5 separate regions of the Mus musculus genome follow, and regions 1, 2, 3 and 5 are each linked to region 4. The links are chromatin loops, found by intact Hi-C in ENCODE. Cell type or tissue: heart. All regions are shown on one strand. Links, peaks and the distances in the headings refer to the core of each region. The heading gives the core; the rest is flanking DNA.

Region 1 (6,270 bases), core at 782-5,781, 490 kb after region 4:
TGTGTTTGGCAAGTTGTATCTTATATCTTGGGTATCCTAAGTTTCTGGGCTAATATCCACTTATTAGTGAGTACATATTGTGCGAGTTCCTTTGTGATTGGGTTACTTCACTCAGGATGATAACCGCATCCCTCCTTTCTTACTCTGAACCAAATCTGCTCCTCCCAACTTGCTTTCTAGAACTCTCCTTAGGTGTATCCATTTTCCTCAGCTCAGGCAAGGAGCAGCTTCCAGGGAGTTATCATACTCTAACTGAAACATTCGGTTTCGTGCTTGTTTACATAGTTGCGCATGCATTTCTTTGATACCGTGCTTGGGTAATCTTGGAACTCCAGGGAGTGGGCTCTCTTGCTAGTGAACTCATGGTTAAATGCAGAAAGAGAACGAGAAACGAGAGCCAATGACAGGATGGAGCAGTCGACATAACAGAAAGGTGTAGGTACTGGGTGTGCATAGGACAAATGTGTGCGCATGCGTGTAGCGAGTATTTACCCAGGATGGATGGGGGCAGAAACTGCCAAGCACTGGGCTTCCCACAGTGCACTAGGCAGACATGGTCCCCGGCTCAAGGAGGGAGGATGGGGTGTAACATGGAGCTGCATGAAAACGGACTTGTGGGGTGGTACCAGGCTCTTACCAGAAGAGATGGCAGGAACAAAGCCATCCAGCATGGGAAAGTTGTTTGTTTGTTTGTTTGTTTGTTCCTTTGTTTGTTCAAGGTTTTGATTTGTTGAGACAGGGTCTCACTATTATAGCCCAGGTTGACCTCACTGTGGAATCCTCCTGCTTCAGCCTCTAGAGTGCTTCAATGATAGGCAGGTCTCCCCCCAATGTCCACTCTGCGTAACGATTCTTTTGTTCAACTTATTGTTTAATTATGCGTATGTGTGTAGGTCTGTGCACTTGTGTGCTGGTGTCCAAAGAGGCCAAAGGTTATCAGATGCCCCTGGAACTGGAGTCATAGGCAGCTGTGAACCATCTGACTGGGGAGCTTGGACTTGAACTTGGGCCCTTACTAAGAGCAGCAAGCCACTCTGAACTGCTGAGACATTCTCCCTACCCCTAAATAACTGCTCTCCATTTGCCATTAGGATGTTTATATTTCTGATCATGGTAGCGTTTCACTGGAGCAGGTCCGGTATGGTAGCCTTCCTTCCTTCTTTTGGAAATGACTCAGTCTGCTCAAATGCACAATCTTTCTGCCTTAACTTCTGAATACTAGGATTGCAGAGATAAGCCACCACCCCAGGCTAAGGGTTATGTTTAATGCTCAGACTTCCACATACCAACTGGCACCAGGGCCAAGGATCTGAGAGAAATCAGCTGGTGATATCTGACAAGCGATATTCAGAGGTAGAAGTACCGAGGGGCAGAAGCACAGTGCAGTGCTTCATACGGTGCTCGTCTGAGGACTGAACACGTGTTTATGTATTTACGCGTGTGTGTGCTTACAGGTGTAAGCGTGCCACAGTGATGGTCAGAGGGAAACACTTAGAAGTCCTTTCTCTCTTTCCAATCTGAGAACTGGAGACTGAACTCAGGTCATTAGGCTTGCATGGCTAAGCGCTTTTACCCTGCTGAGCCATCTATGGGCCCCCTGAGTACATTGTGATATAATTTCAGATACCCAGAGCCTGCCCAGGACTCTAGATTAAGAGGCCCTTAAAGAGGGCCTCAGTCACAGGCTACACTGGTCACTTAAGTTATATTTTTAGCATGAGAGATGCATTGGTGGTCACTGGGGCAGAATTATCCAGAAGGTCCCAGCTCCTACACACACACACACACACACACATACACACACACACACACACACTTATATCCCACCCTGGGAACCCAGGTTTATTCCCAGCTACCCTTTGTAAACCATATCTTATTCTAAGAATCCCAAGGAATAACTTTTTTTCTTCTGGTTTTTCGAGACAGGGTTTCTCTGTATAGCCCTGGCTGTCCTGGAACTCACTTTGTAGACCAGGCTGGCCTCAAACTCAGAAATCCACCTACCTCTGCCTCCCAAGTACTGGGACTAAAGGCGTGTGCCACCATGCCCAGCTTGGAATAACTTTGTAGTTCAAGTTTATACGTTATATAAAACAAACTAGGGAGTTAAAGATTGAGACTAAAGAGAAAAACACCAGTTGATGAGTTGGATAGAAGTCTGAATCTAAGACACATAGCTTTCATGCCTTTACCCATAGAAGATGGTGTCTAAGACTGCAGAATACAGGAGACCAGCAAACAGCCAGTGGGTTCTGGGGAAAATCTTATACTGTAGTGTGTGTGTGTGGGGGGGGGGAGGGGGGCACAAGAAGTGATCATCCCCTATGCTGCCAACAAATACAAAGAGAAATGGACTCTTTCTGGAGGGCCGTATGCTGGAACACACCACAAGCTTAAATAGACAGATGCACCTGGGTGCTCCAGGACATTTTCTTTAACAAGATCAGAGCCGTATAGTGCTAACTATGACAGAAGATAGTCCAAGCAACTGAATATCCAAAAGTTAGAGCTAAGGTATGTTTCCACTACAATTGGGTTGGGAACCAATAAACTGAAGAGCACATTTTCACATAATAAAATGGCCGCTCCAGAATACGAAATGGGAAAAATGGGTAAGTTTGCAAGGTTGGTTTGGTTTAAGAGCAGTGCAAACGTACAAAGAGACGAGAAGAGACTATAGACAATCTTATTATGCTGTCGGTCAGAGGGGTACTGGGTGAATTTCATTTTATTTGAGTCTTTCTGTAGCCACAGTATAATCAAATAATAAAGTTGTCAAAGTAAAAATGGACCTAAGGAAAAATTAAAAATTTCACATGAATGTCTTCTAACGTGTCCAAGGCCCACAAAGGGCAAATACACTCACACTGTTGAAATACGGCTGTCTAAAGGAGACTAACAAAGGCTGCCTTCTTTGTTACTTAGGGCTTCAGAATAATCTTCTGAGGTTTTTTATTTTTTATTTTATTTTCTCATTTCTTTGTTTACAGGTTCTCACTGTGCAGCCCTGGCTGTCCTCAGACTCACTTGGTAGAACAGGCTGGCACAGAGATCTGCCTGCCTCTGTCCTAAGTGTTAGGGTCAAAGGAAGACACCACCACTCCTGAATCTAAGCAATACCTTGTAAAGGACATCTATGATCCAGGAAGGAACTGGCGTGGATGGCTATCATTGGAGGTGGTTTTTAAAAGAAAAAATTAATATGGAGCAAAGAGCAAAACTTATTACCAAAATTAAAACAGAAAAAAATTTTTGAACCACAAATATGAAATGTGTTATCTTTTAAGATCATGGCTTAATCCTGACTTATATTAAGAGGGATAAAACAAAAGAAGAGCAACACACACACACACACACACACACACACACACCTCTTCTTGATCTCTCTCAAGGCAAGAGATTAAACAAAATTTCCTATTCTGTCATTTCCTAGGGGCTGGCGTGTCCTTACCTCCCCCTGCTGGCTGATGATGGGTACTGCATATTGAAGCTTCACATCACAGAAGAGACATTCCAAAAACACATTAGCCACACCAATGAGGTTGTGATTCTCCTGCGCTTCATAAAAAGGGTCACCTCGCTTCCCATAGAGCCTCTTGGCCTGAGAAAAAGAATAGGTCATTGGGTGAGAAGTCAGGAAACAACGCATCAACTTAAATGATGTTATTTCAAATTAGCACTAAAAACGTTTAGAGGAAGCATTCGTAAAAATAAGCAAGTGCAATCAGAATCGTGCCCACAGAGACCCAGCACACGAGCGGGGCGTGTTTGCTAGGGGACGCTCACGCAGAGGAGCCCCAGCTTCACTCACCCCACGCCTGAAGCCTGCTTTACGTCATGCCCTGTGACTTACACCAATTCCTTCACCAGATTTTCCTTTTTATTACTAACATCAAATATTAAAAGCAAAGCTTAACATTACATTCGCTATGATGACTTCAGAAATCTACCCAGCCCTGAGCACAGCTAGGGGCACAGACAATTAGGGGCACATGCGCAGACGGGGATGAAGATGAAATCCACACTGGCTTCGGCCGGTGTAATTTTCCAGGACACGGACTGATAGCACGGAGCGACTGCGCATGCCTGGAGCGACTTCTTTTCTCCTCTTTTCCCTTGAAAGTCAAAGAGCACAACGCAAACTAAGTCCCGCCTGGCTTTCCTGGATTCCGTGTCCACCGGACTGAATCACGTGCGATTGGCCCTTAAAGATCACATTTTATCTCCCTAGTGTAAATGACCAAACCATTATACCTGTGGTCTTCATTCGGCCAAGTCTCCTTCATGCTCTGTTTCTCTTACCTCAGGAACATTTTCTTTCCATTCTTGGTAAAGGTCTCTCATATCAATTAGCTTATTCTCCAGCTTCTCAATGGTCCAGACCTGGGTGCCCTTCCCTTTCCTCCTGGCTTGGATGGCGGGCTCGCTGACGATTGCGCCTCTCTGTATTGTGATGGAAGACAGAGCGGACATGACTCCAACACCCCGCCTCCCCCCCCACAGTTAAAGACTGTATATACTATTGTGAGGTTCTAAGTTTACAAAAGACAGTAAAACTTTACCACCTAGGGAATGCCCTGGCCTTTCTTTTCTACATATATCTATGTATCTATAGATCTATGTATATTTACCTCACAATTCCTTTCATTGGATATTCTTCATAATCTTGCTTTCCAATAGCAACATAGGAATTCATCACACAGATTTATCATATTCTGACTACTATTCAATTGCAAGGGGACTTCAAGTTTTTGTTACACAGATTCAACCGTGAGGGCTGGAGTGGCTCAGGTGACTTACTTAGCACACTGGCTTAGCTCAGGTGGCTTATCTAGCACAAAGCCCTGGGTTACAGCCCCAGCTTCATCTAAAACAGATGTGGTAGTGCATGCTCATCATGACCACATTTGGGAGGTAAAGACAGGAGGAGCAGAAGTTCAAGGTCACCCTTAGTTACTTAGTAAGTTTGAGGGCAGCAGGCGATTATGAGACCCTGTCTCAATCAATCAATCAATCAATCAATCAATCAATCAACCAACCAACCAACCAATCAGTCTTAAAGAAGAAAAGGACTATTAAAAAATTCTCATATACAGAAAGAAGGTACACACATCAATCAATCAGTCAATCAATCAATCAATCAATCAGTCTTAAAGAAGAAAAGGACTATAAAAAATTCTCATATACAGAAAGAAGGTACACACATGCCTCTGTCTGTGGATGTAGAACTCTAAAGACCAATAAGATACTCCCTAACTCACTTTCTTAAAATTTTAAAAAAAGACTTTATTTTATGGTACAAGTGTGTTTTGCCTGCATGCATGTATGTGCACATGTGTCCCTGGTGCCTCAGAGCCAGGAGAGGGTATTGGATCCCCTGCAACTGGAGTTCCAGATAATGGTGAGCTACCATGTGTGTGCTAAGAACCAAACTTGGGTCCTCTGGCAGAGTAGTAAGTGGTTACCTGAGTGAGCCCTCTCTCTCCACTCCCCACACACAACTTTCCTTTTAACTTGCTGTCTGGGCAGGAAAAAAAAAAGATGAAAATTCATTTTCTTCCAGGTTACTCTTTTACAGTCAACTCTTGATGTTGTAATGATAGGAGACCTCCAGATGGCTCTAAGGAGTTCTGTGTGCGTGCTAGCAGGTTTCCAAGATGTTTCTCCTTCTCAGAGTCCACTCAGAGAAAGGTGGGACAAGCAAGCACACCCACACACCCTCACAGCAGAAGGGGTGCTTGCATGAAGGAAGGCAGGCATGATACTTACACATGTATGTATGTCCATGCATAAACACACATGTATGCCTAACTTCACTCTTTTGAAACTTCGATTATTACTGTGGGTGGATGGATGTGGTTGGGCACTATGAGCCTGTGGAGGTCTGAGGACAACTCTGTGTCGCATTCCATTCTTACACGGGAGCCAGGAATTGAACCCAGGTCATCAAGCTTGTGAGCGAAGCTATCTTCTGAGTCCCTAGTTTCAATCTTTTCAAGGAAGTGACTAAGTCAGAAAGTCCTTCTGCCACCAAATTATGCTTCCATCCTTTTCTTCCCCCTTGCCCTCCTCATTCTTCTCAAAACAGGGTTTCTCTTATAGCTTTGGCTGTCCTGGAACTTCCTCTGTAGCTCAGGCTGGCCTCGAACTCAGAGATCTGCCTGCCTCTTCCTCCTGAGAGCCTGGGTTAAAGGCATGCACACCACCTCCTAGCCTTCTGTTTCTGTCCCTTCTAAGGGTGTTTACCCAGTATGCTTACCCATGGGTAAA
Region 2 (6,270 bases), core at 617-5,616, 110 kb after region 4:
ACTGTAAGTAGCTTACTGTAATAAAATGGTATCAATTCTGCCAAGGAGTGGTAACCAAGGACTCGGGCCATCCATGTGCGCTAACTTGGATATGGCAAGCTTGGAACTTATTTCTAACTTGTACAGTATTTTTTACTTTTTCTCTTCAAAGAAGCACACAAGGCATGCAGGTATCCACATCTCTTCTGCCAAAAGCAGCCGGAAAGAGAAAAGATTCTTCACGTACTGTTATTGCAAGCCTGAATCTGTGATGGGCCTTTGTACAGAAATATTTGGTACTTAATAATCTTGAAGTCTGGATTCAGATCCATCTCACAGCCCCGGAGGGATACATGGTTTAATGGCACAGGTTCATAAAGCCACCGAGAGTGGATCTGGCCTTTGGTCCTGTGTTTCCCTTTGTGTAGACGTGAAATCAAATCCACAGCACGCAAGGAGCACGCTGAGCGATGTCCTCTCCTGATGTGGATTTAGAAAATAAATAATCACCAATCTCTGCCCTCATCTCAGCAGCTCATGCCAGTTAACCAGGAATGCCTTGATTATTTGTGGGATTTTCAAAAATGTCCCAATGACCAGGTATATCATCTTGTTCAAAATGAAATAATTTCAGACGAAAGTGTCAAATATTTTCTAAAGTCACTCCAGTGGGATCTCAGGGGACTTAAGGGAGTACATTTATCTGTGTTATTTTCTCTAGAATGATGACATACAAGTCTTCTCCCCCCCTTCACTGTCCCCCCACGTGTGTATGTGTGTGTGTGTGTGTGTGTGTGTGTGTGTGTGTGTGTGTGTACAGAGACCAGAAGCTGGCCAAGATGTGCCAGCACAGTTAGCATTCGTGGCGATACAGGGATTTGAACTCAGGTCCTAGCACTTGCACACCAAGCATTTTTCCCACTAAGCTGCTTCCTCAGTCCTCGAAGTAAAGAGTGTATTTCTTCCCGAAGGCTGAGCTCTAGGATAGTCTATCCCGTTGTGGGGGTAAAACCTTCCTCTTAGCTCTCTCCACTTTGCCTAGAGACCACCATCCAAATGCCTGGCTGCACTCCCAGATACTCTCTTTGCCTGCAGGCTGGGTTGGCTTCTTACCCATGTAGGAAGACAAGTCATCCAATGGCACACAGTGTCTGGGACTTCTTAGTAGACAAAAAGCCTCCCCTCTCAGAGGCTTTTGCCCGCCTGCGCTTCAGTGAAGTACTATAATTGTGAAATGACACCGTAAGATGAATATTAAATACTCGAAAGCATACGTCTTCTGTGTCAGGGTCTGCTTTCTTACTTTTAAAAATTATCTTTTGTCCTTCGAGCACAGAGTCCCTTCTGAACTAGTACTTCACTTAAACAGCGACAAAGATTTATATTTTCACACTGGGGCCGGCGTCTACAACAGTGGTTCTCAACCTGTGGGTCGTGACCTTCCAAGACCATTGGAAAACACAGATAGTTTGTTACTATTCATAACAGTGGTAAAATTACAGTTAAGAAGTCGCAACAAAAATAGTTTAGTGGTTGGAGGATCACCACAACACGAGGAACTGTATTAAAGAGTCAACACTTCGTATAAAATACTTACATTATATAAACTGCTTAATTTTTCTCCCCAGGATTAACCACAGCGAGATTTCTTAGTTTTCCTTTTCTCTCACTGAGGATTCAAACTGACCCCGATAACCTCGGGCAGCCTCCTGTGGAAATCAGCAAGATGAATTGAAGATTTCCTACCAGAATATTTGCTAGTAATTCTCATTCACCTTTGCACACACCACATTCTTCATTGGCTGGGGTTGACAGCTAAGGTGCCCTGGAAAGTAACTGGGGTATGTCTGTGGGGCTCTATCGGTTAATACACTGACCTGTTTAAAAGGAAATAAAAGATGTAGCTCAGGGGCAACTAGTGTTGGGACTACACTGGCCTCTCGGAGCAAAACCCGCTTGTGCAGTGAGGGCAGAGAGTGAAATGTTCTGCTTACATTAAATACTTTCATCGGGGGCCTGGGGATGTAGCTCAGTCGGCAGAGTGCTTGCCTGGCAGGAAGGAAGCCCTGTGCTCCTTCCCAAAGCTTCCCATAAACCCAGAGAAGGGGCACATGCCCGCAGTCCCAGCATTCAGGACTCTGAGACAGAAGAATCAGAAGTTCAAATTCAAAGTAATCTTTATGATACACCGGAAGTTCAAGGACAGCCTGGGATACACAATACCCTGTCTCAAAATAAGGGGGAGGGGTATTTTAATCTAAACCTTAAATATGATGGGCTGATTTCAAAGCGTCATTAATTTAAAGCCCTATTGAGCATAAGAACTGCCAACGAGCTGGCTTAAATTAATAAACATATACTACGTTTAGTGTATTCTATCTATGCTTCCAGAATTGCTGGTAGAAATCCATCGTTATGTAACAGCCCCCACCCTTTTAAAAGAAATCATACTTTTTACAATTATATCCGGATAAATAAATGAGGTCAATTCACTAACCGTTCTGCAATTCAAATAGAAGGAAATAGATTCTTTGCTTAGTGGGGAAAAAAAAAGGCGGAGGTGGGAGCGACTTGTGTTGAGACAGACATTGTACCCATCTTCCTGAATAACTAAGTTAGGCAGGAAGCACAAATTTGATGATCGTGGGAGGTACAGTACTAATTCATGGTCCTCTGCAGTAGTCAGCAGGGCCAGATGAATACAGACACCCTTTGCTAGCTGTGAGCCATTAAAGCCAAAGTTTTTCTCAAGCATTCCCAAATGCTAGGGGCTATTATTATTATTCACCCCACCACATAACATCCCTGGGGCTCTTCCTCTTGGTTACCCACAGCACCAGCTTTTGGGGGCTAAGAAAACTTGAGAGTTCTTCTCACGGTTCAGACGCTAGAGACAGATCTCCTTGGTCCCAGGTGTTTGGGAGGGGACTGGCCTCTGTACAAACCACCCCAGGCCCCGGGGGACTCTCAAGTCAACTGGTCGTGCCAGCGAGGCCTAGCAAGAAGCTAGCGTGGTCTGCTTCGGAGCGTCAATCAGCTCACTCTGGGTCCCTGCGGGAATCGCCAGGGGTCTTTGCGACTTTGACCAGTAGGAGCAGGCAACAACAGAGCCAGGCCGCCTCCAGCCGTTTCCAACTCTGCCCCAGCAACAGCGCCAGAGCCCCAGCCAGGCGACCCAGCGCCCGCGCGCGGGGAGAGAAGCAGCTGTTCCCAACAGCTGGGGGGCGGCGGCGCCGGGCGCCCCAGGTGCTGTCCCGGCCAATCGCAGGCGTCCGGCCCGCCCCCTCCCCAGCCGGGCGTCGACCCCCAGGGCCGCTGGGGAAAAAGGAATAGAGGGTTGGAGAGCGGTCCTCCGTCCGCACTGGTGTGGCAGCTACTAAGCAGAAGGGACGGTTCCCAGACCGAGCCGGGCCCAGCACCGCGCCCCCAGCTGCCACCTCCGCGCCCCCGGGACACGGTAGCCTCTGAGCCAACCCCCATCCCACTAAGCCACTCGATTTTTTGAGAAAGAACCATCTACCTCTTCTGGACTTGGAGACCACCACCCTCTCTGCATTTAAGAAAAAAAATATTTTTATTTTATTTTTACTTTCACGCGGCGTGAGTGCAAAAGGCTCCCACAGTCCGCGGCTACGGAGCTGGTTACCCGGACGATCCGGAAGGTCTGGACAGTGACCGGACGCGGGGACTGGAGCAGAGCGCCTGGGCGAGTGTCGGGGACAGTGGGCCACTTGGGAAGCCGCGCGCCCAGCGCCCACGCCGCCCCCTCGCCCCCGCGCGCGCCCTCGGCCCCCGGCGGCCGCCGCGCGCTGCGGGAGACGCGGAGCCCGAGGACCAGGCGCAGCCGCAGCCGCAGCCGGAGCCCGAGCCGCGGGGCGGGCGCGAAGATGCACACCACCCAGAAGGACACGACGTACACCAAGATCTTCGTGGGAGGGCTGCCCTACCACACCACCGACGCCAGCCTGCGCAAGTACTTTGAGGTCTTCGGAGACATCGAGGAAGCGGTGGTCATCACAGACCGGCAGACCGGCAAGTCCCGGGGCTACGGATTTGTAAGTTACGTGGAAGAAGGACTCAGGGTGGGTGGGGAGCAACTAAGAGAGGTCCTGGCCAAAGCGATCAGGCCAGCAGGGAGCAAGTGGCCCCAGGCCCTGGGGAGGCAGAGATTAGGATAAGGGGCACAGTGGGACCTCGCGGGACGCCCGTTCACTCGGAGCTAAGCTGAAACTTTAAGTGCGATGGGGCTTGGAGAAACGAAGGGCCGTGGCTGCCTCGTGGGGTACAGAGAGGACCTGAGGCCATGCTCTTTCGGTGGCCCCGAGAGCCTGGGAAGGAGAGATGGGAGATGTGGAGAGTTGGGAGGGAGGAAGCAGAGCCCCTCACTGTGGATTCCCAGGTTGGAGGCTGGTTGTTAAGTGAGCTGGTGCTTTGTTTAAAAAAGAAAAAAAAAAAAAAACAGTGTGTGTGTGTGTGTGTGTGTGTGTGTGTGTGTGTGTGTGTGTTGTTTAGGCCCAGGGAGGGCTAGAGCTAACACACACACACACACACACACACACACACACACACACACACTCACACACACACACATACACACACACACACTTTACATCACTATCTTTTAAATTGCAAAGGTAGATTCTAAAAGGAAAAGAAAAAGCTGCACCTCTGGGTGTTTGCCTAACTGAAACAGCACATTAAGCTTCCTGGAGATTTAAAGGGGCGAATTCAGCAGCCCAAAGAGCTGAGAGCCCAGGAGCAGGGCAATCGCTATTGTCGCTGGGGAGTAACCAGCTGGTTTGGGGCTGGACTTTGTTTAAAGCCCACAGTACCTCTGGGGCCCCGGTGGGAATGTAAAAGGTAAATCTCCGCGCGAATTCAGAATGGTGGCTCCCAATCTCTGTTAGGCCCCACATTAGCACCCTTAGGACTTTGGGTGGGGGGCGGGGGAGATCCTTCCTTCCTTTCTTCTTTCTGCTTTTTTTTTTTTTTTTTAAGGCAGAGAATGGAGAGTTAATGTTCCCAACCCCTCCCAAATAAGAAAAGAAAGCCAGCCAGCTCGGTGGCTTGAATCCTTTTCCTTCAGGGGTTAACTGAGGGCTCTGTGTGTCTGTCTGTGTATGTTGCTAAGGTCACCATGGCTGACAGGGCTGCCGCTGAAAGGGCCTGCAAGGATCCCAACCCCATCATCGATGGTAGGAAGGCCAATGTGAATCTGGCATACTTGGGAGCAAAACCAAGAATCATGCAGCCAGGTGAGCAACACCCTCCTCCCCCTCCCCCTCCCCCTCCCCCTCCCCCTCCCTCTCCCTCCTCCCCAACTCTCCACCCATCTGTAGACAGATTCCACTGCCACCCCCAGCCCAGAAAAGCCAGCTTCCTGAGACCCTGTAGCTCGGTTTGGTAGAACTTGAGCTGGTTGTTCCACCAAGGCATTAAAGATACATGAACATTGTAAGTACGCCTCTGGGTACTTGAGATGTTCAAAAATAGATCTTAGGGTCCAGATAGCTTGCACTCAAAAGTTAATTGGTGTGTTTTCCTATACAATGATAGATGTTTTTTTGTCTGCTTTCAGTTATCCAGTTTTTACTAGCCACTTGTGGATAAAAGGGTATACTACGTGGGCCTTGTCACCTCTGGCCGGCCAATGAGCCTTCTTTCTTAGTGTGCTCTAGGCCAGTTACGCTGTGCTCAGAGAATGCATGATCTGAATCCTGAACCAAGATGGACATAGCACATATTTTCACATAAAGTCACAGAGTACTAGCAGCCACATAGGAAGATTTCACCTCCACAGTTTACAATTTTGGGATTTTTTTGTTTGTTTTGTTTTGCTTTGTCTTTAATGATTTTTTACTTGGAGATGAGAAATAATTTATTTTTAAAAAATCCCCATAGCTGTTAGTTTACAATATTGCTAGGTCTGTGTGAAAATCTGTTGTATTATTTGGGAGTGTTATTTTCCTTTACTGAAAATAATTCACCTGAGGGTTGAGCTAATGACTCCGATCCTTTAGGCAAGCAGCTCTGTTGCCGAAATCATGTACCCTTCACTCAGCCTTGGCTGCAGAAGTTTAGAGAGAGAGAGAGGTTGACATTTCTGTTCAGGAGCCCAATTGTCAGAAAGGAAATACGTGGAGAAATTACCCACGAACATTCAAAACTCTGTCTTTCTAAAACATCTTCTCCGTAAAACTGTAAGAATTGTGCACGTACGAGTCTCAAAAGAGCGATGGGGAATTTTGTTTTTATACAATTTTAATACTATAAACTGTAAAATGGAAAACT
Region 3 (6,270 bases), core at 697-5,696, 710 kb after region 4:
ACTCCAGCAGGCTGACCTCCGCCTCCCGCACCAGCTCGGGCCGCACCCCAGCCGCTGCCACCGCCGTCGCCTCCTCCCCCATTGCTCCCGCTGCTCCGCTGCCTCCGCGCAGCCCTCAGTCACGGCCACGGTCACGGTCACGGAGCGGGGCATGCGCTCTGACGCAGGGCGCACACTGCCACCCCCTGGCGGACGCACGACGCAGTCGTCCGCATGCGCCGTGCGCAGACCTGGGATAATCACGTCACGGGTGGAAGATTCCAGGATTAAAGATTGAGACATGTCAGCGGGTGTGGGGGCGGGGTGTGATGAGTGGGTCTCTCCGTGTCCTCCTGTAAGTGACAGCTAGTCTCTCAGGGATGGTGCCCAAACGGACTGCCAGTCAGCTTCGCTGGGAGGTGGGTACCAGGGCTAGACAGGAACAAGACATGGCTCCTAGTCTCTGTATAGTAAGATTCTGAAGACAGAGACACAAGAAAGAAGATAACTTCAAGGGGCAGATGTGCATTCCTCTCTGCTGTGTTTTTTCCTTCTTGTGAGAAGGTAGCTACGTAGACGTCAAAGAATTGGGTGTGATAGTTGTGATGCCGGGACTCAGGCGGCAGAAACAGGAGAACAGCTGTTGGTGGTTAGTTGGAGGCCAGCCTAGGCTACAGTGCCTAAAAAAACAAACCCCCAAACCAAAACAAACAAAAGAATACTTGTGAAGTGGGTTTGTGTGGAAGGGATATTTTGAAAGCTGTTAGCTTTCTCGCATGGTGGTCTACATAGTGAGTTCCAGGCCAGTTAGAGGCACAAAGGGAGACCCCGTCTCAAAAACAAACAAAACAACAACAACAAAACTTGTTAGTTAGTAGCAGTTATAGAATTCGCTCGTGCCTGCCTTCTTTTAAGTGGTTTTCATTCACTTTTATTTAAGCCTCATGGAGGCCGTGATTGGAAGGCAGGCAGTTTGACTACACGGCATCTCACTGATCATCAGATATGGTTTTGTATGACAAATGTTTGAGTCTCCTTGGCAAAGGCTTAACTGCACCAGTGTGGGCTGAGGGGCACTGTGAAGGGGATTATAACGTACAGGTAAGTTCGAGCCAGCGGTTCCTCCCTGCAATGCCTTCCATCCCGAGAAAGATTGAAAGTAAAGGGGCTGAAGCGATGGCTCAGTGGTAAAGAGTGCTTGCTGCCCTTCTGGAGGACATGAGTTCAGTTCTCCGCACCATCTGTAACCCCAGCTCCAGGGAATCCAGAGTCCCCTTCTGGTCTCCATGCATTTGCAAACGTGTGAGATACATTCACATAAACATATACACCTGCAAATAAATAAGTATAGGAAATATTTCAAAACTGGAGAAATGATTGACAATAAAGATGATCGTGGAAGTATCCTAATCTTATGGTCAGTATAATCTTCCGAAATCCATTGGGGGTATTCAAAGCTCTCATTTTCGGAGTTAACTGTCTTACATGAACAAGGTGCTGGCCAAAACCATGTATTAGAACATTCTTATTCACAAAAAGGCTGTGATCATGATTGGTTACCCTCTTGTTCCATAGACTTCCAAGAAACTGGAGGACTCAAGCCTGTGTTAACACTCTTCGAGAGAGAAATTCTTTGGAAGGCCAAGGAAAACAAGCAGTTTTTTTTTTTCTTTTTTAATCAACTACTACATATCTCAGAGATTGAATGTTAGACCAGAATAACCAAGCTGATACTATGATTTCAAAATGCATTTCCATTCTAAATAAGACACCAACTAAAATAATATCTCATAGAAAGTTTTTTTATTAGTAATTTAAAAAAACTGTTTTTTATTAGTGTGTGTGCACGAGGCTGTCTGTGTGTCTGTGTGGACGTCTGTGTGAACCTCTGGAGGCCAGAAGAGGATGTTAGATACCCGAGAGCTAGAATTATAGGCAGGTGTGAGCCACTGAATGTGGGAGGGTTCCTAATGTGGATTCTCCAGACTGGGCAGCCAGCGTTATGTAACTATTGAGCAACCTCTCCAGCCCCTCAGAAATAATAAGAAAATAGATTTATTTTACTTTTTGTGTATAAGTGTTTTCTCTACAGTATGCCTGGTGTCATAGGAGGTCGGAGCGGGGCTGTCGGTTCCAGGAAACTGGAGTTACAGATGGCTGTGAGCCACAATATGGATCCTGAGACTCAAACCCAAGTCTTCTGCAAGAGCAGCAAGTGCTCTCACGTTAAGCCTTCTTTCCAGCCCCTCAGAAACAGTTTTTAACTCGGGAAACACAGTCTGGATACAAAACTGGACTATTTTTAGAACCAGTCTTGTGCAACAGAAATGTAAGGAAACCCACATTTTAAAATAATTCCCTTGTATCCCCACTTTTAAAAAGTTGAAAAGAAAAACAAAATTTAGTTGAATTCTTTGTGTCCAATCCATCCTTTGGACATTGTAATCACCTGAAAACATGAATGGAGACATTTTAACACTCATTTTGTATAGTGAGTAAAGTCTGGTGTGTTTTACCTTCAGTGTGCATCTATCTAATTCAGATAAGCTAACTTCCACAAGTGGGGCTGGTGGCTCCCACACAGATCATGACAAAGGCAGAGCCGTCCTAGGAGGTGTCATCTTTTAAAGGTATTTCCCAGACTGACCCTGATGGATCCCTTACTTGTATCTAACTCGTCTCCGCTCCAGCATTGCACCCAAACTATTCAAAGACCCCGATTCATTGCTGACTGCAGCTGAGCTGTGTCCTCTAGAGATGTCCAAAGGCTTGCTGCCTGCTGAAGCTCCTTCTCTGCCTTCTCAGGCCTTTGCTGCCTCTGAGAGGCTACAGGTGGCACTACACCATGAGCACTGCTGGCTAGGTTGGGCAGCTTTGCAGCAAAGACACTCAGTTTTCTCCTGGGGTTTACTATAAAGCACTTAACTAGGAGGTTTGTTTGTTTGTTTGTTTTGAGTCAGGGTCAGCTCATGTCGGCTTCACGCTGGTTATGAGGCTGGGGCTGGCCTTGAACTCACCATCCTCCTGCCTGTACCATCCTAGTCCTAGGACTACAGGTGCTTGCTACTATGCCAGCCCAGATATTAAGTTAAAGGGATGGCATGTGATTGGCAGTTAAGGTTTTTCTCAGCTCTGCAAAGCTTCCAGCTTCAGGAATAGCAAACAAAACCAAGGTCTGAGTCCCACAGTTTAGGGGTCTTGGCAATGTTAATCTTCAGACTTTGCCTCCATCCCATGGAACCCGCCAGTCTCTGCTCTGTTGTCTCTACCAGCCTAAGCTGACAGCCTGGTCTTTCTTCTGTCGGATCAAGGATACAGAGTCTGATTGACAGCCTGGTCCATCTTAAAGCTTGCGCTCTGTCTTCATCTCTTTCTATTGCTTTTGTCCCTGAAGGGACACACTGAGTTCTACCTCTGGTTTTGCTCAACTCTGGACTGCACCAAGCACAGGCCTCACAGGTTCGCACTTCGTTTGCCGGGTGAATGCCATCATTCACCCGGAGGTCAGGAGGAAGTGTACAAGGACTTACCTCGGATGAGACGGGGCACACCCTTAATCCCAGAGTTTGGGAGGTAAAAGCAGTCATTCCTTCCTAAGTTCCAGGCCAGCCAAGGTTACATAGGGAGACCTAGTCTCAAATAAAGAAATAATAAAGACCTTGGGTTAGGTAGGTGACTCCATGCTAGAGTTTGACACTGATGGGTCAAAATATAATAATAATAATAATAATAATAATAATAATAATAATAATAATAATAAAAAAAGTTTGCTTTTGAGAGATATTTAATCACTCAGAAGGTCAGAAGAACTTGAGAGGAAGGCAATAGAGATGTACCATGGGGCCTGTAGTGAGAGCATGTGTTTGTAAGATCACAAGTATGTAAAGGCAGACCAGAGGGGGCTGGAGAGATGGCTCAGTGGCTAAGATGCTCTTCCAGAGGTCCTGAGTTCAATTCCCAGCAACCACATGGTGGCTCACAACCACCTGTAATGAGATCCGATGCCCTCTTCTGGTGTGTCTGAAGATAGCAACAGTGTACTCACATACATACAATAAATAAATCTTTAAAAAAAAAAAGGCAGAAAAGATGAAGAGAAAGCATTCCCCTCTTTGCAGTGATGTCTCTAGTGCAAGGGTTTGGTTGCCCTTGTTTGTCCTTGTTTGTCCCTGCTAGACTTTCCAGGTTTTCAGATATTATGATTATTTTGTGGTACTACGGATTGAACCCAGGGCCTCACATACACTAAAACACTCTACCGTTGAGCTATATCCCAAACCTCATACATTATTATTTAACATTTATTTTAAAATTTTTATTTATGTGCTGTGTGTTATCTGCATGTATGTGTGTACCACTTATGTGAGGGTATTCATGATGGAACAAAGAAGGTATCAGAGGGGCTAGAGAGATGGCTCAGCAGGTAAGAGCACTGACTGCTCTTCTGAAGGTCCTGAGTTCAAATCCCAGCAACCATATGGTGGCTCACAACCACCTGTAATGGGATCTGATGCCCTCTTCTGGTGTGACTGAAGACACAGTGTACTCCTAATACATAAAATAAATAAATCTTTAAAAAAAAAAAGAAGGTATCAGAGCCTCTGGACCTGGGGTTACAGGCAGTAGTGAGCTGTCTCACATGGGTGCTAAAAACTGAACTCAAGTCCTCTGGAAGAGCAGTGCTTACTCTCAACCACCAAGTCACTGCACCAGCTCCCAGCAGGTTATTTGTATCATTTAAGTATAAGTAAATGCTCAACTCTTACTTTAAAATACTGCAGCAGGCAGTGGTAGCAAATGCCTTTAATCCCAGCATTTGGGAGGCAGAGGCAGGCAGATCTCTGTGAGTTTGAGGACAGCCTGGTCTACACAGCAAGTTCCAGGACAGTCAGGACCAAACAGAGAAACTGGGTCTCGAAAAAAACAAACCAAAAAGCCAAAGCCAAAGCCAAAGCCAAACCCTGCTTCTTATGGCTACCCGCTCTTCAGCACGCAGCAGATTTTCAGGCAGATTTTTTAAAATGTTACATATCAAAGTTATACAAAGTCAGAAATGGGGACTGTATGCTGAAAGCAGAGTGACCATGCTTAAGGTTCACATACTTGAATCCTCTTCCAGGCCAATTATTATTATTTTTTAAATTTATTTATTTATTATATGTAAGTACATTGTAGCTGTCTTCAGACACTCCAGAAGAGGGCAGCAGATTTTGTTACGGATGGTTGTGAGCCACCATGTGGTTGCTGGGATTTGAACTCTGGACCTTCAGAAGAGCGGCACTCTCAACCACTGAGCCATCTCCCCAGCCCCCAAGCCAATTATTAACTCGAGTGGATTTGTAATCTGTTTGCAAGGAATAAAACCTTAGATGACACGCGGTAGAAAGCAGGAGCCGTATGAGTTAAAGACAGATTTAATAAAAGCATCCAGAGCCAGGCAGTAATGGCAAATGCCTTGAATCCCAGCACTTGGGATTAAAGAGTTGAGTTCGAGGATAGCCTGGTCTACACAATGAGTTCCAGGGCAGCCAGGGCTACTAGGAGGAACCCTCTCTTGAGAAACAAAGCATCCAGAAATCTTTCTTTAAAAAAAAAAAAAAACTCTGTCTCTGTGTCTCCGTCTCTATGTCTGTCTGTCTGTCTGTCTGTCTGTCTGTCTCTCTCTCTCTCTCTCTCTCTCTCCCCGTCTGTCTGTCTCTCTGTGTGTATCTCTCTGTCTCTCCACTTTGCTTGGACATGCATGCATACACTCGCATGCCACACCTCCCTCCCATAATCAAACTAGTTACTTTTCTTACTAATGTACACAAACTACTTAAGGAAGGAGGGCGGGTCTGGGGCGTGGTTTGAGGGAAGACATTGTGGAAGGCTGAGACTGAAGTAGTTGGCATGTCCTGCATCTGATTGTTCACTGTCATTGAAAAGGAAGCAGAGCGAGCGTGGGTTAAACCAGGCCTGGCTACAAAACATTAAAACCTGCCCCCAGTGACCTACTTTTTCCAGCTAGCCCCGTCTCTTAAAGGTCCCAGAAACTTCCAAAACTGTGCCACCATCCGGAGACCAAGTGTTCAGACTGAGAGAATTCACATCCAAATCATAACATGCATGATAAACACGCTGAAAAAATTTGCTTCCTTTATGAAAGAAAAACGACAACCAATAATGGACTACGGTGGTGAGTGGGCAAGCTGATGTCTCTGTGGGCTGAGTTTCTGTTCATCCATGAGTGCCCTAGCATTTGAGAGCTCTCTTGAGCAAATGTTTTCCAGGCCACCTTCTGTGGTCCTGACC
Region 4 (6,270 bases), core at 473-5,472:
CCCAATTCTCCCACCATAGCAAGTCCTGGATAAACCTCCACACCAGAAAAGCAAGATTATGATCTAAAACTACTTTTCACAATGATGATAGAGGACTTTAAGAAGGACATAAATAAATCCCTTAAAGAAATACAGGCGAACACGGGTAAACAGGTAGAAGCACTTAAAGGGGAAACACAAAAGCCCTTAAAGAATTACAGGACAACACAATCAAACAGGTGAAGAAAATGAACAAAACCATCCAAGATCTAAAAATGGAAATAGAAACAATAAAGAAATCACAAAAGGAGACAGTCGTGGAGTTAGAAAACCTAGGAAAGAGATTAGGAGTTATAGATGAAAGCATCACCAACAGAATACAAGAGATAGAAGAGAGAATCTCAGGTGCAGAAGATACCATAGAAAACATTGGCACAACCGTTAAAGAAAGTGCAAAATGCAAAAAGCTCCTAACCCAAAACATCCAGGAAATCCAGGACACAAGGAGAAGACCAAACCTAAGGATAATAGGTATAGAAGAGAGCAAAGATTTCCAACTTAAAGGGCCTGTAAATATCTTCAACAAAATTATAGAAGAAATTTTCCCTAACCTAAAGAAAGATATACCCATGAACATACAAGAAGCCTACAGAATTCCAAATAGGCTGGACCAGAAAAGAAATTCTTCCCGTCACATAATAATCAAAACACCGAATGCACTAACCAAAGAATATTAAAAGGCAGTAGGGGAAAAAGTTCAAGTAACATATAAAGGCAGACCTATCAGAATTATACCATATTTCTCACCAAGACTATGAAAGCTAGAAGATCCCGGGCAGATGTCATGCAGACCCTAAGAGAACACAAATGCCAGCCCAGGCTTCTATACCCAGCAAAAATCTCAATTATCATAGAGGGAGAAACCAAGATGTTCCATGACAAAACCAAATTTACACAATATCTTTCCATAAATCCAGCCCTAAAAAGGATAATAGATGGAAAACACCAACACAAGGAGGGAAACTACACCCTAGAAGAAGCAAGAAAGTAATCTTTTAACAACCCCCCAAAAAAGATAGTCACACAAACATAATTCCACCTCTAACAACAAAAATAACAGGAAGTAACAATCATGTTTCCTTACTATCTCTTAACAACAACGGACTCAATTCCCCAAAAAGGACATGGACTAACAGACTGGATATGTAAAGAGGACCCAGCATTTTCCTGCATACAGGAAGTGCACCTCAGTGATAAAGGCAGACACTAGCCAAGAGTAAAAGGTTGGAAAACAATTTTCCAAGGACATTTCATACTGGTCAAAGGAAAAATCTGCCAAGAGAAACTCTTAATTCTGAACATCTATGCTCCAAATGCAAAGGCACCCACATTCATAAAAGAAACTTTGCTAAAGCTTAAAGCACACATCACACCCCATACAATAATAGTGAGAGACTTAATTTGGACTTTTATGTCTACCATTGCTGGAGAATTTTCATCCTCACAGAAATGTCCTGGCAGAGTGAGTGACTGCCCAATTATCCCAGATGACATAAAAACCTGTCATTGTTAATTTTGATTGCTAGTTTGAGTGGATTAAGAAACACGCAAGGCACTGATGATAGATATCTTGTGGTAGGTGGGTGATGTTTCCAGAAAGGATTAACTGAGAGGTAAGGACATCCCTAATTTCAAGCAGCATCCTACCATAGGTGAGAAAAACAGCTGAGGATCAGCATTCCACACAGTCTGCTTCCTGAGCCTCTCAGATGTGAGCCACCAAGCTGCCAAGCTAGACTGTACTTCCAAATTATACAACAGAATAAAGCCTTCTTCATTTAGTTTAGTTACTTCTTATTGGGTACTTGGATGCAGGTAGGGAAAAAGTGAGGAATATAGGAATATAGGGCTATTTTCCTTCCAGTTCTCCAAGAAATGGATATTTGTACCTTTGTGACTTGTCTGCAGCAAGGTCCTTGGAAACACACAAAGAAGAACATAGTAAGGAACCATCACTAGTTACAGCTGAGATAAACTCTCAGGAAGTCTCTGGGTTAAGGGAAGCAGTTTCAAGCCTGCATCATCACTGGGAAGATGTCCATCTCCATCACAACACATTGCATGGAAAATGGGAAAAGTAATATCGTTGGACCATTTTGGTTAAAATACTGTATTGGCAACTGCATCTCACTCATCTCAATCACTGGATAATTACATTAGCCAAGAGCATCTCAAGGCCCATATAAGCTAACTACTCCTGGGATGTAGCCAGAAGAGGAAGAAAGCTTACGCTTTTATTGAGGGACAGAACACCACTACCATTCCTGAAAAAAGAAAGAAAAAAAAACCACTATAACTCTGTTTCTCTCTTTCTATGAATTTCTGTTTTTCATAGACCATTGAAAAACCACACTTTGAGGAAAGGATCATGTACAGCGAAATTCACAAGTGACTCTTCTGATGAATCCCAGTCCACAGAGATCTCTCTCTCTCCCCATTTGCTGTGCACATTATCAATGATCCTTGCCGTTAGCTGCTGGGATCTGTCTCCAGCAGGTGGTGCCAAAAGATAGTTAATAGAAGTCAGCTCTGTGGTTTGACAATAAATACATTTAAAAATTAACTGGCTTTTGCGACGTTTTGCATTTTTCTCTCTTTCTTTTGCTTCTTGCCTGTGTGTTCACGTGCATATGCACGTATGTGTGTGTGTACATGTTAGCACGTACGAGTGTAAATGCATGTGTGTTGATCTGAGGACAATCTCGGATGTCCTTCCCCTTCCATCTTGCTTGAGACAGGATCTCTTCCTCACTGTAGCACGCCTCAGGCTAGCTGGCCCAGGAGCTCGGGAGAGTCCCCTGTTTCTGCCTCCTGTCTCATAGGAGCACTGTGGTGACAGTCCCATGTCTCTGTTTTACATCGGTTCTGAGAATCTGAATTCAGGTCTGCTCACTTGCACATCAAGTTCTTTACCCCCTGAGCCACTCACTCCCCTGGTTCACTTTCTCAACTCCATCCGTGTTACTTGTAGGATGGTGCAGACGCCAAGGCTGCTGCTGTCTCTCACTCTACAGAGACCCACGAGACCTGGAGCTCATGGTCTTTCTTCAGACTTCAAAGAGAAAACAGAAGCGACGGGAAGACGGTACTCACACCCCCACATCCACCCACCTGCCTGTATTTGTGACCTCATTCTGCCCCTTCCTCCCCACCCATGTCCCCAGTGAAAGGCCACCCCTCTAACTGGCCTTCCCTGAACTTCTCTTGAACTCCATTTTCCTTCTTATCCACATTGCCCATCCAGGCCCCCAGCCTGGTCTTTGCTTTACATCTGAATGTACTAAAAGAGTACACCTGGCACAGAGCACCAAAGTTCTTGTCTGCTAATTGTTCTCCTTTAGATACCTCCTGTGGAGTTCCCCTCCACGATTTCATGGAATCTGTTCTTGCTCCAGTCACGACTTGCTGGACCAATGGGACAGCTCTACATCTGCACTGTGCTTGATGGCTTCTCATGCCCTCTTTCTCAAAGCACTCGCTTCCCATGTCCTCTTGACTTCCAGGACGTTCACTAGCTGTCCTGTGTCCTGCATCCGGCGGGCCCCAGACTTATTATTCCAGAACATTTCCCACTGGGCGGCATCTAATGTCTGTCTATGAGTTTATCCTTGGCCAGCTTGTGCATTGCGATGGTAGAGGCTATCCATACAACAGTGGCTCCTTGCTGTTTATGACCCTGCACACATCCTGCCAGGCTTCTCCATCAGCATCTCAATAGAATATGTCTGTAGGACAGCTTTCTGCTTCTCCTAAAGGCTTTTCTCTCACAACAAATAGCAACCAGAAGCTCCCTGTGGATCAGGAGCAAAACTTGATGCTGTCTTTGATTTTGCTCTCATTTTCTCGCCTCTGGGTGTGAGGGTATGTATGTATGGAGAAAACTTTCAGATACCATTCCTTGAGTACCATCCACCTTATATTATTGTTGTTGTTATTGTTATTATTATTACTATTATCATTATTATTGACATAGTTTCTCATTGCCTAGTGACTGACAGAGTGGCCTAGGCTGCCTGATCTATATGCCCAGGAATCTGTCTCTGCTTCTCTCCTGCTGAGATTAGAAGCATTTCTCACCACTCCAGACTTCATGAGTTTTATTCATTTATCTTTCTTGAATGTGGATTCTGAGGGATGGAACTCAGGACAAGCCTTTTACCGACTGAGCTGTCAGTCCTGCCTTCCTTTCTCTTTTACCCTGTCTATCTAGCTTTAGTAAATCTTGCAGGGCTCTTTTTCAAAACTGTATTTGCACATAATAAGTATGTCTAGCCTCCTCCATCCACTGGTCCTGATGCCAGTCATCACCCTTCCTTTCCTGGCCAATCACGAGGGTCTCCTGATTCATCCGCCAATCCTGCCTTGTCTCCTTCCACCTATTCTGAATATGGCAGCCACAGTCATCTTATTAAAATATAAATCTCTGCAACACCAGAGTTATCCAGGTCAAGCCAGAATGGTCCAGTATGCTATGTGCCCATGCATGACCTGCCCCTATTCTCTCTCGGGCTTTGCTTGGATCGAGTTCATGGCCACTCATTCACTCCAACCATTATGTCCCTTGCTGTTCCTTCCTCACACCAGGGTTCACACTACCCAAATGGCTTCACAGACCATTCTTCCAGAGGAGGAGCCTGGTACTCTTCTCAGACCATCCGGTTTAAAGCCACGATCTCTCACCACCTCCATCATCCTCAACACCGCTGTGACCACTGCTCACCATCACTTCTCCCATGATTATGTTAGCTGAATTACATCTCTCCATAGTGATCAGCAATGCCCCATTGCCCATCTCTCTCCAACTAGAGAACAGGATCCACGCAGTGACTGGTGTCTGTTTTGTTCATGGCTGCATGCCTAGGCCAACAAGAGCACCCACATGGCACTGACCCTCGTGCAAACCTGTGAAGCAAATGAATTAGTGAATGATTACTCCACACTGAATTAGCAGTTGGATCCCAGGAGTCTTCTCGGCACACACAAGATCACCCATCACTCCTGTCACAACACGCAGAGCCTTGCCTTTCCAAAGAACAACACAGGCAGATCTCTAAGTCCTTGGTCAATGTTTTATTGAAAGAGACGATTAAAACTCAGAATAAACCAACTCATAGGCTTCTGTAAATCATTTATGAACATACCCACTGCCAACAAGTACCTTCCCTCCAGCCAATTTCTATCTGAATGTACAACTCCTAATGCCTTAAATTCTTCAACACTGAAAATGAAAGATGTGTTTTATAAAATGCCATCCGGAGACAGAGCAAAACTTCGCATGCTCAGAATCATCTAGGAATTTAAGTTCTCCTCAGCCTGATCCTGGTTTTTGACACTTGGAGATAGATGGCAGTAATTTATATGTTTAATCATGCTGGACCTCTTCTGTGACTGTGCCCTAAGATACTTGCATCCATCTTAATAAAAAGGAGATGCCTTACATTTTCCACCCTCCAAATTACAGAGTTTCTTATGCTTCAGAACTGAAGAGTTTTATTAAGTCATTGCTCTGCTAAGTGTCAGGTGAAATAACATGTCAGTTTATTTGCTTCGTAGGGGTACTATATTGTCTCTTGTGGCAAATGCATTTAAAATGCTTAGCATTTGGGAAAAATAGTATAGGAAAGAGGAAAATCACATTCATTCCTACATAGAGATATGGCAGCCTAAGGAAATTGCTTTGAGGCATAGTCATCCTTTTTTATAGTACCCAGCCTTAAAGGCAACCTCCAGGTTAGCTAAATTGATTAAGGAGTGGATCTAGCTTTTTAAGGAAAAAGGCAGCCACCCCTTTTTTACATAGCTTGCTCTTGACTATCCAGTCTTTCGTGGAATAAATGTTTATTTAGCAAGTACTGTGTGTTGGCTACTGTGGGGAGTCTTGGAGATGAAGGAAAGATGGAGACGAAAACAATTAAACTTGACTTAATTTGTAGGTGTCCAGCATCTATCCAAAGAGGAGAGAGCAAAGCAAGCAGGGAGTGAAAGGCACACAGAATCAGAGCCTAGGGGAGAAACGGCACTCCGGTGAGGGCTCTGTGCAGGTTCCATGGAGAGGGTGACATTTAAGCAGGCCTTTATCCTGTAAAGCAGTCAGGGTTGTGGGCAGCAGATGCTGCTGCTTGTGTTTGAGAGACATCACTGGACTCCTCTGAGTGTCGTCATGGACCAGCAGCAGGGAATCTGGGAATCTGACAGTAATTCTGATCCTCAGATCCTTCTAGTCTTCAGGGC
Region 5 (6,270 bases), core at 608-5,607, 350 kb after region 4:
GAACTGTGTTGTGCTCTGCCATTGAACTGCATTTCCTTCCCAAAATATTTATTTCCATCTTAACTTATGTGTATGCATGTGGATAGGGGCTCATGGGCGTCGTTGTCTGTGGCAGTCAGAAGGGAGCATTAGATTCCCTGAAGCCGGAGTTACAGGCAGTTAGGAGATGCCAGAGTGGATTCTGTGAGCCAAACTCTAGTCCTCTTTGTAGCAGGCTGTCCTTAGCCTCTCAGCCTTCTCTCCTGCATGCTTTCTCTCTTAGGAGGTGGGGCCATGATCACAAACGGATATTTTGTTGCCTAGAGCAACCTGTGGCTTGCAGTCCCAAATCTTTCACAGGGGTCACCTAAGACCATCAGAAAATAAAGATATTTACTTTATGTTGTGATTCACAGCAGTAGCAAAATTACAGTTATGAAGTGGTAATAAAAATAATTTTATGGTTGGGGAAACCACAGCATGAGACACTGTATGTGCCAGTTATGCTTGAAGCCCTGGGATCCATCTGAGCACAACACACATAAATAAATAAATAAATAAATAAATAAATAAATAAATAAATAAAATAATAACAACCAGGCAGGGGAGAGTGACCTTCAGGCTAGGGCACTCCACCTCAGAGGGAGGCTAGAAAGAAATTTAAGAGAGATGGAGCCACTGTCAAGGGTAAAATTCCAAGGGAAAGATTTGAGTAGGCACAGGACTGAATGGCCTGACTCCATCAGACGAGATCAGCAACTTTGGGTTTTTTCCTGCTTCCAGTGTGAGTAAAGGAGAGAAGAGGTACAGGTCCATGTTCTCCACTGTGGGACCGTGAAAGGCAGCCTGTGTTTTGGATGAGCGAAGCTCACTCCGGAGACCCAGTAGAAAACTCTACAAGGGACGGAACAGTGAGCCACATTCCCAGAGTCAGGTGCCTGACACCACAGAGCCCCCAACTCCATAATTCTGTGATTATCAGTCACACAGACAATGTCCCAAGCTCCTGGCATTCTGGCTAGACTCCACCCTCACAGTTACCTGACAGTAGCCAGGTGTCTTAGTCAGGGTTTCTATTCCTGCACAAACATCATGACCAAGAAGCAGTTGAGGAGGAAAGGGTTTATTCAGCTTACATTTCCACACTGCTGTTATCACCAAAGAAAGACAGGACTGGAACTCAAGCAGGTCAGAAAGCAGGAGCTGCTGCAGAAGCCATGGAGGGAAAGCCTGCTCTCTTATAGAACCAAGACTACCAGCCCAGAGATGGTCCCACCCACAAGGGGCATTTCCCCCTTGATCTCTAATTGAGAAAATGCTTTACAGTTGGATCTCATAGAGGCATTTCCTCAACTGAAGCTCCTTTCTCTGTGATAACTCCAGCTGTGTCAAGTTGACACAAAACTAGCCAGCACACCAGGTATGTTCCTCCTCACAGATACCCTGCAACTGCAAGATAGCCCAGCCCACTATAAAAGGGGCTGCTTGGCCCCTCCTTGATCTCTTAAGCTCTCACCTTTCTTACTCCCATCTCTAGCTCTCCTTCTCTCCCTCCCTTCCCTCCCCCTCCACATGGCCATTGCTGGCCTTTTCTTTTCTATCTTCTCTCTTTCTCTCTGCCTTTCTACAATAAAACTCTAAAACCATGGCCCGTCTCTGCTCATCAAGACCCGCCATGCTTGAACGATGGAATAGGCCTTCCCCTAAAGAGCCATGTCTAATCTCCCAAGAGAAGGCCTCCCAACGTTTCCAGCCACCATACCGGACCAAGGACTCTCGCCCTCGTGGGTACCACCCAGCACCTCCCTCCTGCCCCTTCTCCCTTCGGCCCTGGAGCTGACTGAGCTGCCCCTGCCCCGGGGTCCTCACTTTGTTCTCAGCTCTTCCTTGGTGTCCAAAGACCTCCTGCGACGTCCAAGAGCTAGAACCTGTTGTCTCTGGCCTCCATAAGGCCCAGAAATCCTGGACTGCTCCCTCTCTACCCACTCAGACTGGTGTTCCGTGGCTTCCCACAACCAGACACCCACCCAGGCCACGTAGAGAGCAGGCACCAGTGCCCTGCCCAGAGCATTGGAGCTCTGGCGGGACATGGGTTCTCTCTCACACCCTTTATTTCCCTGCCCGACACTCCACATTCATTTGAACCAGCCCTTTTATTTTACAAGTATATGCCCTTCATAATGATTCCTGAAACATGTTGGGGACCCAGTGTCTCCTTCATGTTACGCAAGTACTCTTAGGCTGAGCTGTACCCCGTCTGCATCAAAAGCTTTTGATTTTTCTGTTGCTGCCTAAGTCATACTTGTAACTTTAATTTTTTTCAAAGCCTATTTTTAATGATGGTTCTTAAATGCTTTAACCTCCCTTGTAGCTCAACACCCACCAGGAGTAGTGGGAAAGAAAGAAGTGGGGGAGGGAAGTAGACCTGTTTAGAAAGGTTCTTTGGATCAACTCCCAGCTGTGTTGTCTGGAAATCGGCAGTTCAGCTCACAGGTTAGCATGCAGCAGCAGCTCCTTCCAATCACCAACACCTCATGGATTCCAGCAGTCCAGCTCAGTAGAGTCAGGTTAGCTAATGTGAATCAGCAGCAGTGACACGACCTAGCAGAGACAGCCAGGCCTCAGCCTCAGCTTGAGTCAGTAGGAGGGACCTGGAGGGACACCAGGAAAAGTTCCCTGTGGTGTCCCTCTCAGAGAAGTGAAGATCAGCGAAGATGAGACACACAAGCATTGTACAGCTAGCTGTACCAGCAAGCCAAGCTCGGTCTCCATCACTCTGTAGAGTCCTATTTATAACCCTCCAAATATCACGTGTCCTCTGCATGTCTGTCTCGACTGACATCACTCTGCCAATCAGCCTAAGTTCTTGGAAGGGGCAACAAACTGCAGCACACCACCAGAAGTTTTTGGGTTTCTCTCTATGGCGTCCCCACCAATGCAGCTCAGCTACACAATGTAAGGCAGCCCAATACATGTGTGTCGTTAGCAAAGAATCCTTCATCACGTGTCCTTTCACATGCTTGCTTTAGCAGAACATCCGTTCACCTGGGTCTACTTTAGTCAAGCGTTCCCTCACAACTCTACCTAAATCTGTGTCCAGTTCAGGAAAACACTCCTTCACATGTTTGCCCCAACCAAACACCACCCAACATAATAGACTTTCCCTTTATGTGACAGTCGTTTTCTCCACGTACCCTGCTCCCATTCAGCTGACTTTGCTTTTCTTTCACCCCAGTCTCATATTTCCAAGTGAGATCGAGTCTTAACCCTACGACAGTCTTTCCTTGTGCCAGATTTCGTGGGTAACGTTCATGGATGCTACAGGAACCAACCAGCAAGCCTTGGGTTCTGTCCAAACAAAATAGAGATGAGGGCTGGGTTTGAACCGCTTAAGTCGGCTCTAGGGATGCCTGCCACAAATCCTAGTGCTCAAGAGACAGAGGTGGGAGGAGCAAAGGTTAAAGGTCATCCTTCAATACATAGTGAGTTCAAGGCCTGCCTGAGCTACGTGGGGACCTGTCTCAAACAAAAGAGGGTTGTGGAGAGGGGAGGAGAGGAGAGAAGAAAGGAGAGGGGGGAAAAAACAGAGAAATTAAAGTCAATCCTGTTGAAGATTCTCAGCTTCTGAAGTCAGGCTGGGAGACAGCGATTAACTTTGGAGATTCCTCCCCCTACTGGTTGCCTCAAGTCCTGTCTATTTTACACAAGGCAGCAGGCCATCCTTTGAATGTGACATGGTTTTTTCAGAGTTAACAAAAAGCCTGCTATAAATGAGGACACAAATATCAATCACCTCAAGTTCCCATAATCAAGAAATCTATCATAAAGAAAAGTATTATTATTATTATCATTTTTATTATATAAAATTCTTACCGTAATGGATATGTTTCTTATGCTGCTTAGCGAGAGAGCCCTGGGGGAAGAAACGCCTGATACAGCATTACATCACCCAAGTTTAGTTACACAGGGAAAAAATGCTTGGGTTACATATTTTCCCACAAATTAGTATGGAAATCAAATTATTTTTAAATTAAATATTTTATTCAGTGCACTGGGCATCTTATTTCTTAAATGTCATTGATAAGTATTACTCAAATAGAATAATAAATTTAAAAATTAGATTATCCCACTAAGACTATAGTCAAAGAACAGGTGCTTGGCTACCCACATGTCTAGAACGTTCTTTTGCTTTGTCTTTGCTTTTGTTTGTTTTTTGGTTTGGTTTGGTTTGGTTTGGTTTGGTTTTTTAGAACAGGGTTTCTCTTTGTGTGGCCCTAGGTGTCCTGGAATTCATTCTGTAGATCAGGCTGTCCTCGAACTCACAGAGGTCCTCCTGCCTCTACTTCCAGGATTCTGGGATTAAAACTATGCTCCACCACCACCCAGCCAGAATGTTTTTTTTTTTTTAAGTTCTATCAAAGCATGAATTCCAAGATGTGTAAAAAATTAATTATCTATTTTCCTAGTCGTGGTACCTCATGCCTGCGCTCCTAACATTCTGGAGGTGGAGGCAAGGGGTTAGAAGGCTAAGCTACACTGCAAGACCCTATTGAAAATAATCTCAAAAGAGACTTTAAAAGAAAAGAAAAACCAAAAGACTGCACACCAAGGGAAACCGAGGTGACCCCATTTCACAGCTTTCGTAATGGCCATCATCTGTGCTGGGACCCAGACTTGAGTGCCCAAGCGAGAGACAAGGCTTCTCCCAGCGTCTCCTAGCTGTGAAGATTCTGCTCTACAGGAAGCTCCGCTTTTCTCTCAGCCTTTTGCTAGCCAATATCCCCTCGACTTAAGTCCCATTAGAATTCCTTCCGACTCCCTGTTCAAACCACTGTGTGGTTATGGGCTCTTGGTTGGCGGCTGACTGGCACTGATGCCCATGTAGTCTGCGTTCCACAAGTAACTGAATGTTGCATGTTTACCAGACACTATCCTAACATTGCCCACTGCTCATTTGGGTTACTGAGTCTCTTGCTATAATCACCTCTTCTGAAACAACAACAACAACTTGTGATGTTAAAAAGTGGACAATGGGGCTGGAGAGAAGTCTGTGCAGTTTAAGAGCACTCAGTGCACTTGTGGAGGACTGGGGTTCAATTCTCAAGAACCCACATAGTATCCATCCTAACTTCAGTTCCAGAGCATCTGATGCAGATTCTGATGCAGATTCCTCGGGGAGCACCAGGCATACATGAGGTGCACAGACATACGTGCAGCTAAGATACTCATACACACACTACTTTACTTTGTGTGTGGCTCTTTTGCCTAAATGGTACCCTATGCCCTCCTCTATCACTCTGCCTTATTCCTTTGAGGCAGGATCTCTCTCTCTCTCTCTCTCTCTCTCTCTCTCTCTCTCTCTCTCTCTCTCTCTCTCCCTCCTCTCCCCCTCTCTCTCCCTCTGTCCCTCCTCTCTCCCTCTGTCCCTCCTCTCTCCCTCTGTCCCTCTGTCCCTCTGTCCCTCTGTCCCTCTCTCCCTCTGTCCCTCTCTCCCTCTCTTCCTCTCTCTCCCTCTCCCTCTCTCCCTCTCTCCCTCTGTCCCTCCTCTCTCCCTCTCCCCCTCTCTTCCTCTCTCCCTCTCCCTCTCTCCCTCTCTCTCTCTCTCTCTCTCTCTCTCTCTCTCTCTCTCTCCTCTCCCCCTCTGTCCCTCTGTCCCTCTCTCCCTCTGTCCCTCTCTCCCTCTGTCCCTCTGTCCCTCTCTCCCTCTCTCCATCTCCCTCTCAACTTGGAACTTGTGCTTTAAGGGGCTAGGCTGCAAATCAGCAAACCATTTGTCTCCATCCCTCTCAGTGCTGGCTTACACCTGTGCTGGGACAACAACTCAGCTTATTATGTGGGTGCTGGATTCGAACTCCAGCCCTGAAGCCTGAGCAACAAGCTCTCTGAATGGATGAGCCATACCTCCAGCCCTTCTGCATTACTTCTGACTTAAGGTATTTCATATTTGATTTCAGTCCAATCTCTTTGGGTACAGTGTGTTCTATTTGCTTTGCTACTTCTGGTTTTCCGAAATTTGGTTTCTAATTCTCTGATTATGTGGCTTCACTTCTAAGGGGGTTATTTATTTATTTTATGTATGTGAGTACACTGTAGCTGTACTGATGGTTGTGACCCATCATGTGGTTGCTGGGAAATTAAATTCAGGACCTCTGCTTGCTCCAGTCTAAATATTTATTTATTATTATAAACAAGTACACTGTAGCTGTCTTCAGACACTCCAGAAGAGGGCATCAGATCTCGTTATGGATGGTTGTGAGCCACCACGTGGTTGCTGGGATTTGAACTCAGGGT

Evidence for each region. A loop is a pair of places that touch in the nucleus more often than their neighbours do. Peaks named below come from ENCODE experiments on the same cell type or tissue, not always from the same donor. Only the 100,000 strongest peaks of a DNase experiment are listed, where the experiment ranks them.
Region 1: a loop joins it to region 4, with 14 times the contacts of the local background. A loop is called at or near these places in 26 of 42 quality-filtered maps.
Region 2: a loop joins it to region 4, with 2.7 times the contacts of the local background. A loop is called at or near these places in 4 of 42 quality-filtered maps.
Region 3: a loop joins it to region 4, with 3.0 times the contacts of the local background. A loop is called at or near these places in 3 of 42 quality-filtered maps.
Region 5: it touches region 4 in a loop (9-fold over the local background); 33 of 42 quality-filtered maps call a loop at or near these places.

The regions. Positions count from the first base shown.
Region 1 is chr13:46,794,891-46,801,160 of GRCm38, forward strand. Kif13a (kinesin family member 13A) reads right to left here. Exons shown (of 38, transcript NM_010617.2): 19 at 4,303-4,443; 20 at 3,452-3,601. Among named protein-coding and RNA genes, the nearest start is that of Gm24620, 30 kb to the left of the region's middle. In heart, for the core only: a CTCF peak has its summit at 3,483 (motif pointing left); no DNase peak of the experiment used is centred there; H3K27ac peaks cover 1,133 bases.
Region 2 is chr13:46,415,165-46,421,434 of GRCm38, forward strand. It overlaps Rbm24 (RNA binding motif protein 24), which reads left to right and starts at 3,136. Exons shown (of 4, transcript NM_001081425.1): 1 at 3,136-4,034; 2 at 5,111-5,234. The coding sequence starts at 3,867. In heart, for the core only: a CTCF peak has its summit at 3,053; DNase peaks (open chromatin) are centred at 3,217 and 5,127; H3K4me3 peaks cover 3,011 bases; H3K27ac peaks cover 3,594 bases.
Region 3 is chr13:47,014,698-47,020,967 of GRCm38, forward strand. It overlaps Nhlrc1 (NHL repeat containing 1), which reads right to left and starts at 153. Exons shown (of 1, transcript NM_175340.4): 1 at 1-153. The coding sequence starts at 82. In heart, for the core only: CTCF peaks have their summits at 2,807 and 5,177 (motif pointing right); no DNase peak of the experiment used is centred there.
Region 4 is chr13:46,308,346-46,314,615 of GRCm38, forward strand. No RefSeq gene overlaps it. Among named protein-coding and RNA genes, the nearest start is that of Stmnd1, 38 kb to the left of the region's middle. In heart, for the core only: a CTCF peak has its summit at 2,526 (motif pointing right); no DNase peak of the experiment used is centred there; H3K27ac peaks cover 250 bases.
Region 5 is chr13:46,660,118-46,666,387 of GRCm38, forward strand. No RefSeq gene overlaps it. Among named protein-coding and RNA genes, the nearest start is that of Fam8a1, 6.2 kb to the right of the region's middle. In heart, for the core only: a CTCF peak has its summit at 3,662 (motif pointing left); no DNase peak of the experiment used is centred there; H3K27ac peaks cover 345 bases.